Linked DNA regions of Homo sapiens: region 1 is linked to region 2. A link is an interaction called in ENCODE POLR2A ChIA-PET data of the cell type or tissue named here. Cell type or tissue: A673. All regions are shown on one strand. Each heading gives the region's core, and the rest is flanking DNA. Links, peaks and the distances in the headings are about the cores only.

Evidence for each region. ChIA-PET counts read pairs that join two places held together with the same protein. Peaks named below come from ENCODE experiments on the same cell type or tissue, not always from the same donor. Only the 100,000 strongest peaks of a DNase experiment are listed, where the experiment ranks them.
Region 1: POLR2A ChIA-PET joins it to region 2 with 10 read pairs; 2 of 35 experiments call an interaction of 5 or more read pairs at or near these places.

Annotation. Positions count from the first base shown.
Region 1 is chr5:128,658,153-128,663,544 of GRCh38, reverse strand. It overlaps LOC105379167 (a long non-coding RNA gene), which reads left to right and starts at 4,369. Exons shown (of 3, transcript XR_948768.3): 1 at 4,369-4,446. LOC105379168 (a long non-coding RNA gene) reads right to left here and starts at 1,688. Exons shown (of 7, transcript XR_001742460.1): 1 at 817-1,688. In A673, for the core only: no CTCF peak of the experiment used is centred there; no DNase peak of the experiment used is centred there.
Region 2 is chr5:128,823,780-128,829,171 of GRCh38, reverse strand. The region is part of intron 4 of LOC105379168 (a long non-coding RNA gene); the gene reads right to left. Among named protein-coding and RNA genes, the nearest start is that of SLC27A6, 140 kb to the left of the region's middle. In A673, for the core only: no CTCF peak of the experiment used is centred there; no DNase peak of the experiment used is centred there.

The DNA of each region.
Region 1 (5,392 bases), core at 99-5,098, 170 kb after region 2:
AATCCAGACCATTTATTGTAAAAGCGTATACAAATTGTATTAATATGTAGATGTTCTCTGGAAAAAATAAAATACTTCTCTCATTCATCCTTGCTGATTCCCTATAGATGATAAAGAGACTGCCTTTATCTACATTTTAGAAAGCTGAATTTAAAAGAGTTGATTCGACTTCTACATTTTTTAGTAATATCTTCTGGCAAAAATTTTATTTACATATATCCAGGAATATCCTTATAAATATGTGAAATTGTACATATGATGTAAATTAAAATTTCATTGAAGTCTCTCTACATAAAAATTTATTAAGTTTAATACCTAGAAAATATGTTAAAATTATGCTGAGTCAGTGACATTAAAAAAGAAATTGTGACTATCTTTGTTGATTAAAAGGAAGGTACTCCAAGAAAGGTAACACATTTTAAATTTTGTTATCATTTACATTTATTCAAAAATATATCGTATCACCTCCCTCCTTAACATCTTGCTGAGATCAGACCACTAAGGAAGGAAGTGTGAGGGAAGATGAAAGGGTGATAATTTTATATAATTTTAAGTTTCTAGATAGAAGTGTTTGAAGATGTGCCTCTGAGAGCAGCCTAAACTCCCTGACACCCAGAGAAGTTTGGGGAAAATAAGTATGCAAAGCAAATAAACCATGCAAAATAAATAAACTATGCATAGTAAGCCAAAGGGAAGTTTCACAATCTTGACAATGATAATCCCTGGATACAGCATGTATCGTTATTATACCTTTGCTTTCTCTACTCTGCCTGTACCACTACCACTATCCGATGGCTTATGGAATGCTGGACCCACCATCATGAAATACCACACAGCATAGGATCAGACCAGGAGAGCATCTGTCCACTGCACAGTAAGGGAGGTACCAAAGTAAGCCCATGACTATGGGATCCTCTGGGTGTGTCCTTTAAGAAAGGAAAAGAATAGTAAATCTAATTAAAATTCTTGACCAACAAAGGGTATTAAGAACAGAATTTAGAATGCATCATCCTATATATCTAAGGACCAAGTTGTACAAATATTTGTATGGTCATGTGATTTCATTTCCTTTGGTGAAATACCTAAGAATGGAATTGCTGAGTCCTTTGGTAAGTGTTTAACTATATAAAAACTAGATTACAAAAACTACCAAACTGTTTTCCAAAGGTGTTGCACAGTTTTGCACTCCCACTAAAAATATACGAGTTCCAGGCACTCCATGTACTAGCAAAATTTTTGTGTTGTCAGTTTATATAATTTTAACCATTCTAGTGGATGTATAGTGTCATCTCACTAAGGTTTAAATATGCATTTTTCTAATGACCAATTAATGACATTGGGTATCTTTTCATATGCTTATTGGGCTTTATATATCTTCTTTTAAAAATACCTATACAAATCTTTTGCCAAGATTTAAATATGGTATTTGTCTTCATATTATTGAGAGAGGGGAATTCATTACATGTTCTGCATACTAATACTTGAGTCAAATATATGTATGGTAAAGTTTGCCTTTTCATTCTTTATACTGTCTTTAGAATGACAGAACTATTATTAATTGTGTTGATAACTAATTTACCAATATTTTTCTTTTGTGGTTTGTGCTTTTAATATCCCTTAAAGAAATCTTTGTCTAATCCTATGTATTGATCCCCTTTCATAATGCTGTAAAGAACTGCCCAAGACTGGGTAATTTATAAAAGAAAGAGGTTTAATTGACTCACAGTTCTGCATGTCTGTGGAAGCCTCAGGAAATTTACAGTCATGGCAGAAGGGGAAGCAAACACCTTCTTCACAAGGTGGCAGGAAGGAGAAGTACTGAGCAAAGGTGGAAGAGCCCCTTATAAAACCATCAGATCTCCTGAGAACTCACTCACTATCATGATAACAGCATGGGGAAACCAGCCCTATTATTCAATTACCTTTATTTGGTGTTCCCCTTGACACATGGGGATTATGGAGATTATGGGCATTACAATTCAAGATGAGATTTGGGTGGGGAAACAAACCCTAACCATATCACCTTCACTATGATTCACTTACCTTCACCTCATCTCTCCCTTGACACATGGGGATTATGGGGATTATAAGGATTACAATTCAAGATGTGATTTTGTTGGGGACACAGCCAAACCATATCATTCTGTTCTTGGTCCCTACAAAATCTCATGTTGCTTTCACTCTTCGAAGCAAGTCATGCCTTCCCAATAGTCCCCCAAAGTCTTAATTTATTCCAGCTTTAACCCAAAAGTCCAAGTCCAAAGTCTAATCTGAGACAAGGCAGGTCCCTTCTGCCTGGGAGCCTGTAAAATCAAAAGCGAGTTAATTACTTTCTAGATACAATGGGCGTACAGGTATTGGGCAAATACACCATTCCAAATGGGATAAATTGGCCAAAATGAAGGGGCTAAAGGCCCCATGCAACTCTGAAATCCAGAGGGGCAGTCAAATCTTAAAGCTCGGAAATGATCTCCTTTAATTCTATGTCTCACATCCAGGTCACACTGATTCAAGAGCTGGGTTCCCATGGTCTTGGGCAGCTCTGTCCTGTGGCTTTGCAGGGTATAGCCTCCCTCCCGGCTGCTTTCGCATATTGGTGTTGAGTGTCGGCAGCTTTTCCAGGCACATGGTGCAAGCTGTTGGTGGATCTACAATTCTGGGGTCTGGAGGATGGTATCCCTCTTCTCAAAGCTCCTCTAGGCAGTGCCCCAGTGGGGACTCTGTGTGGGGGCTTCGACCCCACATTTCACTTCCTTACTGCCCTAGCAGAGGTTCTCCATGAGGACCTCACCCCTGCAGCAAACTCCTGCCTGGACATCCAGGCATTTCCATACATCCTCTGAAATCTAGGTAGAGGTTCCCAAACCTCAGTTCTTGACTTCTGTGCACCCACAGGCCCAACACCACGTGGAAACCAACAAGGACTAGGGCTTTCACCCTTTGAAGCAATGGCCTGAGCTGTATGTTGGCCCCTTTTAGCCATGGCTGGGATACAGGGCACCAAGTCCCAAGATTGCATAAAGCAGCAAGGCCCTGGGCCCAGCCCAGGAAACCATTTTTTCTTCCTAGCCCTCTGGGCCTATGATGGGATGGGCTGCCATGCAGACCTCTGATAGGCCCTGGAGACATTTTTCCTATTGTCTTGGTGACTAACATTTGGTTCCTTTTTACTCATGCAAATTTCTGCAGCCAGCTTGGGTTTCTTCTCAGAAAATGGGTTTTTCTTTTCTATCCCATCATCAGGCTGCAAATTTTCTGAACTTCTATGTTCTGCTTCCCTACTAAACATAAGTTCCAATTCCAAACCACCTCTTCGTGAATGCATAAAACTGAATGCTTTAAATAGCACCCAAGTCACATCTTGCATGCTTTGGGGCTTAGAAATTTCTTCTGCCAGATACCCTAAATTATCTTTCTTTAGTTCAAAGTTCCACAGATCTCTAGGGCAAGGGCAAAATGCTGCCAGTCTATTTGCTAAAGTATAGCAAGAGTCAACTTTATTCCAGTTCCCAAAAAGTTCCTCATCTCCATCTGAGACCACCTCATCCTGGACTTCATTGTCCGTTTCACTATCAGCATTTTGGTCAAAGCCAGTCAACAAGTCTGTAGGAAGATCCAAATTTTCCCACATCTTTCTATGTTCTTCTGAGCCCTGGAAACTATTCCAACCTCTTCCTGTTACCCAGTTCCAAAGTTGCTTCCACATTTTCAGGTATCTTTATAGCAGCACCCCTCTCTCTGAGGTACCAATTTACTGTATTAGTCCATTTTCATACTGCTATAAAGAACTGCCTGAGACTGGGTAACTTATAAAAGAAAGAGGTTTAACTGATTCACAGTTTAGCATGGCTGGGGAAGACTCAGGAAATGTACAGCCATAGTGGAAGGTGAACAGGAAGCAAGGCACCTTCTTCGTAAGGCAGCAGGAAGGAGAAGTGCTGAACAAAGGAGGAAGAGCCCCTTATAAAACCATCAGATCTCGTGAGAACTCACTCATTGTCATGATAACAGCATAGGGGAAACCAACCCTACTATTCCAATACCCCCACTTGGTGTTCCCCTTGACATGTGGGGATTATGGAGATTATGGGCATTACAATTCAGGATGAGATTTGGGTGGGGAAACACACCCTAACCATATCATCTTAACTATGAATTTTTTTTATACTTCTCTTAAAAGTTTGGCAGTTTAGCTTTTATATTGCTCTAATTATCTATTGCTGCATAACAAAATGTACCACAATTTAGAAGCTTAAAACAACAACCATGTTTATTTGGCTCATAAATCTGCATTTAAGCTGAGTTTGGTAAGCACTGCTTGTCTTTGTTCTACTCAATGGCAGTTAGGGCACCTGGAATGGCAGTTAGGGCAACTGGAAGGCTGGGAGCTGAAATCACCTGAAGTCTCATTCACTCACATGTCTGATGGTTGATATTGTCTATCAGGTGGGATCATAGCTGGTGTTGTCAGGCAGAACACTTACCTGTGGCCTCACCATGTGGCCTGGTCTTTTTTATAATACGATACCATGGCTGAGTTCAAACTTCTTGAGGGAAAGAGCCAGAAACAAAATGTCATACATCATATGACCTAGCCTCAAATGTCATGGTATCACCTATAGTCTCTTGGAGTGAGTTGCTAAGGCTGGTCATATTCAAGACTGGCCCATATTCAAAAAGGCTCTGCATTTTGAAATGTGGTTAAATCTGAGCAGATGTGTTTAAAACCACTACATACTTTTAAATATATGATCCATTTTGAGTAATTTTTTAGTATGGTGTTAGGTAAGAATTACAAGTAATTATTTTTCCAAAAGGAATATTCCATTTCAGCACCATTAGTTGAAATAAATACTGTTTTCCTCTTTGAATTACATTAGAATCTTGTTCTACAAAAATTAAATAACCACATATGGGTGGGTCTCTTTTTGACATTATTCTTTCATTCTATTGATTTATATGACTATCCTAACACCAATACTATTTTTTTTGATAACTACAGTTTTATAATAAGTCTTGAAATCATGTAGTGTAAGTCCTCCAACTCTGTCCTTATTTTCAAAATTGTTTTGGCTATTCCAGTTATGTTTATATATAAAGTTTAGACTCATATTGTCAATTTCTATTTTTTAATTCTATTCTAGTTATATTTACATATAAATTTTAGAATCATATTGTCAATTTCTATTTTTTAAAAATTCTACTGGGATTTTGATCAGATTTGGATAAAATCTATTGATCAATTTGAAGATAACTGACATTTTAACAATATTGAGATTTCCAATTCATGAACACAGTGTGTTGCTACATATATTTAAGTATTTCCCTAGGGATTTTTGCATATATTTTCCAATGTACAGGTCTTACACATATGCTGTTATATTTATCCCTA
Region 2 (5,392 bases), core at 55-5,054:
GAGACGGGGTTTTGCTATGTTGGCCAGGCTGGTCTCCAACTCCTGACCTCAGGTGATCCGCCCGCCTCAGCCTCCCAAAGTGCTGGGATTACAGACATAGCCACCATGTTTTTCTTTCTTGATGTCAAAACTCATATGATTAATTCAGTGTTTCTTTTTTATTAGTTTGCTAGGAAATTCAGATCCAAATTTGCAGCTCACCTGTAATGAGCATACAGCATGCATTCTGTGTATTAAACTCAATTTTGTTTCCCTGTCCTTATTTTCTGTTCAATTTCCATTCAATTTCTACCTAATTTCCTCTCCAAGTTCTTATTTATTTGCTTTATCCTATTGTTTGATTCTTTGTAATCATATTGTTTGGAACAGGCAAGGTGGAAATGCATTTTAAAGTGAGATTGTATTCCAAAAAGCACTATGTTATTTTTGGATCTTATATATTGAGAATGTAGGTGGAGCCTTGAGTGACACAGAGCCCTTTAGGATATAAGCAGGTGTTCTGTAAGATAAATTGGAGAACTTCCCTTTCTAGTGACTTGTTTTTTGGCCCAAGTATTTAAGATGCTCCATATGCTGGACAAAAATCGTCTTCCAAAAGAAAAAAAAAAACCATAAAAGTTACTTTTTGGACATTCAAGGAGGTGAAAGAAAAATCCAGACTGCTTTGAAGGAGGCTTCCTGCACTGCCTGCAGTGCAGAAGGGTATAAACACAACCCCAGATGCCAGATGTTTTAGCATAGCAATGTGAAGAAATACTCTCCTTTCTTTATTTACACTTTACAGCAAATATTTTACAAAGAGAAAGCAAAGAATGTTGATGTTCCACCAGTAAAGCTTCAAGCATAACAAGGTCCCAAAGGCCAAAATATTAGCCTTCCCTAAAGTGTCCTTTAGTGTGTAGTGATAAACATCAGGCATTCTATTTTCTAGTATTCAGAAACGATGATTATTAGGAAGAAAGAAAAGCTTGCAACACTGATCAATTTCTCTTTTTTTCAATGTTGCCAGGATGTAATTACAGTTGTCATCATTGTTTTGTGTGTGTGTTTTATTTTAACCAGGGGAAAGAATTTGTAAGTTTACATACACACAAACACACACACACACACACACACACACGGGGGAAGGGAGAAGGTAACCACTTTTCCTGCTAGCCAATTGCTTAAACTTTCTTTGAATGGCATTTTTTGATTATAGAATCACTTTCCAATCTAGCCATATACTTGATGATGAGAAAATACTCTTAGTGGCGATCTCACTGTTCTGAAAACTAACACATTTAAAGGAATTTCCTTCTTTTTTTTTTTTTTTTTAAGATGGAGTTTCCCTCTTGCTGCCCAGGCTGGAGTGCAGCGGCTGATCTCAGCTCACTGCAACCTCTACCTCCTGGGTTCAAGCGATTCTCCTGCGTAGCTGGGATTACAGGTGCCCACCACCACGCCCAGCTATTTTTTTGTATTTTTAGGAGAGATGGGGTTTCGCCATGTTGGGCAGGCTGGTCTCAAACTGAACTCGGGTGATCTGCCTGCCTTGGCCTCCCAAAGTTCTGGGATTACAGACATAAGCCACCTCGCCCGGCCAGCAATTTCTTAAAAGTGGCCATTTGGATATTGTTACCAACCTAACGTTCTTATTTCTTACTTTAGTTAGTAAATCAAAAGAAGAGACAGTAAATCATACACTTAATAAAACATCAAAGACAGACCCTGCTGGGAGTGACTACCAGTACCAATTCTATCATATCTGTCAGGAAAGGCCTGATGCCTGGATAGGAAACTCAAATAGGCTGGGGAGAGACTGAGAGAAGGAGGGGACTTCATAAATCACACCACAGTGATTTATCCCAACATGCTCTCAGCAAGCAAGGGAAGTTGATACAAGTATATTCTACACACAGTTCACAGCAAAGATGGTTATATTATTTTGTCCTTTAGAATGGAAGATCGTATTAAATTAAATTTCAGAGACCCTGCAGCCCATTACACTTAAAGAATTGCCTTTTTTCTTCCTAAAGCAAAATTTAGGGAATTCGGTTCAATAAAAGACCAAGGAAAAAGTAAGGCGCTAGAATCTTGCCAACCACCTTATCAAACCAGGACCTTTGAATAAAAGATCAAAGAAATTGAGCATTCACAGGAATCTTCCCTAATCCAAACAGATGGAAAGATTAGAAGAGATCCTAAATTACACCAAAGTTTTGTCACTGCCCTCCAGGTGAGAAGATAATCTCGATCTTATCTAATGAATAATGAAGGGCATAGCAGGAGACTGGGGTCCTGACCTCCTGAAAGATTACAGAAATATGTAACAGGCCTAATAAGAAGTCTCATATGGAGAACTAAAGCTAATGAAAACAATTGGAACCAAGAGGAAGTTAGAATGCACTTTTGAGATTATTGGAATATTGACTTTACATTTTTTGGAGGGGTAAATATGACCATATAGCAAACTGAGATTAACCTTTTTCTATTTCTGACTTTTTCGGTATGTCTTTGAAATTTTGTGTGCTTCTAGATGAACACATCATGTTATACTGTCTTTTATGCATGAATCTGCTATTATTGAAGCAGCCTACCATCATTAGGAATGAACACCTTCCCCTGTCTTCTTAACTATCACTTACCCCCATAACTCACTACTGTTCCTTCCAAAATCATGCCTTTGCAAGCTGGCAAGCCAAGTATGACTTAGCTAAACATGCACTAAAGCGGTTAACAGACCCAAATGGGATCAAACCCAGCATCTTGGCTTTATTCCACCAGATGCTAAGAAACACATTAAGACACCATATGGTGGATGAATACATAACCACAGGATTGCATTTAGCATCTTTACATTTTTATTTAGTTTTTGATTTAGAGGTTAGACAGTCCTTGTTTCAACACCATTAAGTTTAGGGTGAGATTACAGTAATAACTAAATTTAATGAACCTTTAAATAGCATAGTAATCAATTTGCACCAAGTTCAAATATCAGGGGTTACTGACTTTGCCTATGACAATGTCTTTAGTATCACCTCCTAAATAACATCAAACAAGGGGGAAGAAAACATGAATTCTAAATCTGATTCCACAGTTATTTTACTTTGTACAATGGCTGGTTCCTTCTGGGTCTACTGCCAGCACTGTGTCATGGACTTTAAATGACTCATCTCCTTTAATTGTCATAACAGCAGTCCTATGAGGTAGATATTATTATTTTCATTTTACAAATGTGGAAATGAGGCAGAGATATGAAGTAACTCACCCGAAATCATGCAACTAGGAAGTAGCCCAAACTCTTACCCACTGTACTCATTGGCTTTGATTAATTCATCTATGCCATCCACACCTCTATTCTCCAAATATTTATTCCCCATGAATGTTCATAGTTTAATTAATGAGCAATTAGCTTAGCAATTGGCACAATAATTATGTTACCATTCATTAACATTTTATTCAACAAATTTTTTTTGAACAAAAACATTTGTTCAAAAAAAATTTTTTTTGCATAGTCATCTCATCTAATTGGGCCAAAGTGCATTCTAAATAGACAATTTGTGCCAATGCATTCCAAGACATTTATCCTCTGCTGAATTGCTATGTTTTTGAACTATTTGTTTGATATTTTTTGAAAGTCCTGTTATTTTGCTGGAAAAAATAGACAACATTCAACGTTTATTCTTCAATGCTTTCTACATTTAGGAAAAAATGATTTATAGTGCATAATATATTCCTGTAAGTTATCCCTGACCTTTCTTAACTCATTTACTCTTTATAATGTGAATACATGTCTCCCAGTGAGCTATTTTTTTCCCTCATGGTCAGGAATTTTGGGAATAGGAATAAGTCAACTCTCTATCTCCTGCATGGATAAGTATTTACCTTTCTTTGCTTTTCTTGCTGGCAAAAGCTTCTATCTGTATTGTTTTTATCTTGATCAAACTTTTAACATTTTCTGAACTCTATTTACTTTCCTGCTAATTATCACAACTGGAGTGAATTTCCTTTTTTTAATACTAAATTAAAATGTCTACAGTTGCTTGACATAAAGGAGCATAACGCTTATATGGTAGGTATGCATTTTAGAATTGCATTTTTGCAGTTTGTGTTTAAAATTTGCTGGACAATATTGATTATTTCATTTTAAATTGGCAAATAAAATTGTACTATTGATTATGTACAATATGATGTTTTGAAGTATACATATATTGTAGAATAAAATTGCTCATTTTTTAGTTATGTTTCTTTGTGGATAATCCCATGGATTTATTCTTCAGGTGATTAATTAACCAATTAATTTTAATAAGGATCTAATTTTTATTTAAATTTAAATTTAAAGTAAGTTTTGCATGATAGCAATTGTTTCTATCATATTTTGGAGTTATATAAAAAAGCAAACAGAAACGGGTCCATTATTCTAGACTATGAAAAATATACCAGTGGTAATGGGTAATAGTGAGGTATTGGGAATAACTTTTTTAACTCTTACTTCTTTATTCTAAATTTCCTTAGAAAACATAACTATTTTGTAACAGATTAACTTTATACTGGGAAATGTATCCTTTTTAAGAAGAGATTTGGACATTTTGTTTTTATCTAGTGCTTCCCATCATATTGGCCTTATGCGATGCAGAAACACATACTCAGAGGTCCTTTATGCAATCCCTCTCTGCCACTGAGACCTTTCTTACCAAGCGCTTGTGTTACCAGAAAGGGTTCCCGATCCAGACCCATGGATAGAGTTCTTAGATCTCGCACAAGAAAGAATTCAGGGCGAGTCTGCTGTGCAAAGTGAAAGCCAGTTTATTAAGAAAGTAAAAGAATAAAAGAATGGCCACTCCATAGACAGAGCAGCCCTGAGGGCTGCTGGTTGCCTATTTTTATGGTTATTTTTTGATGATATGCTAAACAAGGGGTGGATTATTCATGCCTCCCCTTTTTAGACAATATTGGGTAACTTCCTGACATTGTACCATGGCATTTGTAAACTGTCATGGAGCCAGTGGGAGTGTAGTAGTGAGGACAACCAGAGGTCACTCTCATCGCCATTTTGATTTTGGTGGGTTTTGGCTGGCTCCTTTACTGGAACCTGTTTTATCAGCAAGGTCTTTATGACCTGCATTTTGTGCTGACCTCCTATCTCATCCTGTGACTTAGAATGCCTTAACCGTCTAGGAACACAGCCCAGTAGGTTTCAGCCTCATTTTACCCAGCTCCTATTTAAGATGGAGTTGCTCTGGCTCACACACCTCTGACACTTGTTCAGCCTAAGAGGCCATTGTTTAGAGATGGCTGCAGCAGAGGTGAAGCTCACAGAGCCGGCAGTGTTGACATTCTTGGGCCCAGGCCAAAATGGAGGGAAATATTTTTCTCTTCATCCAAAGCATCTTTAAAATCTTGACTCTGATCT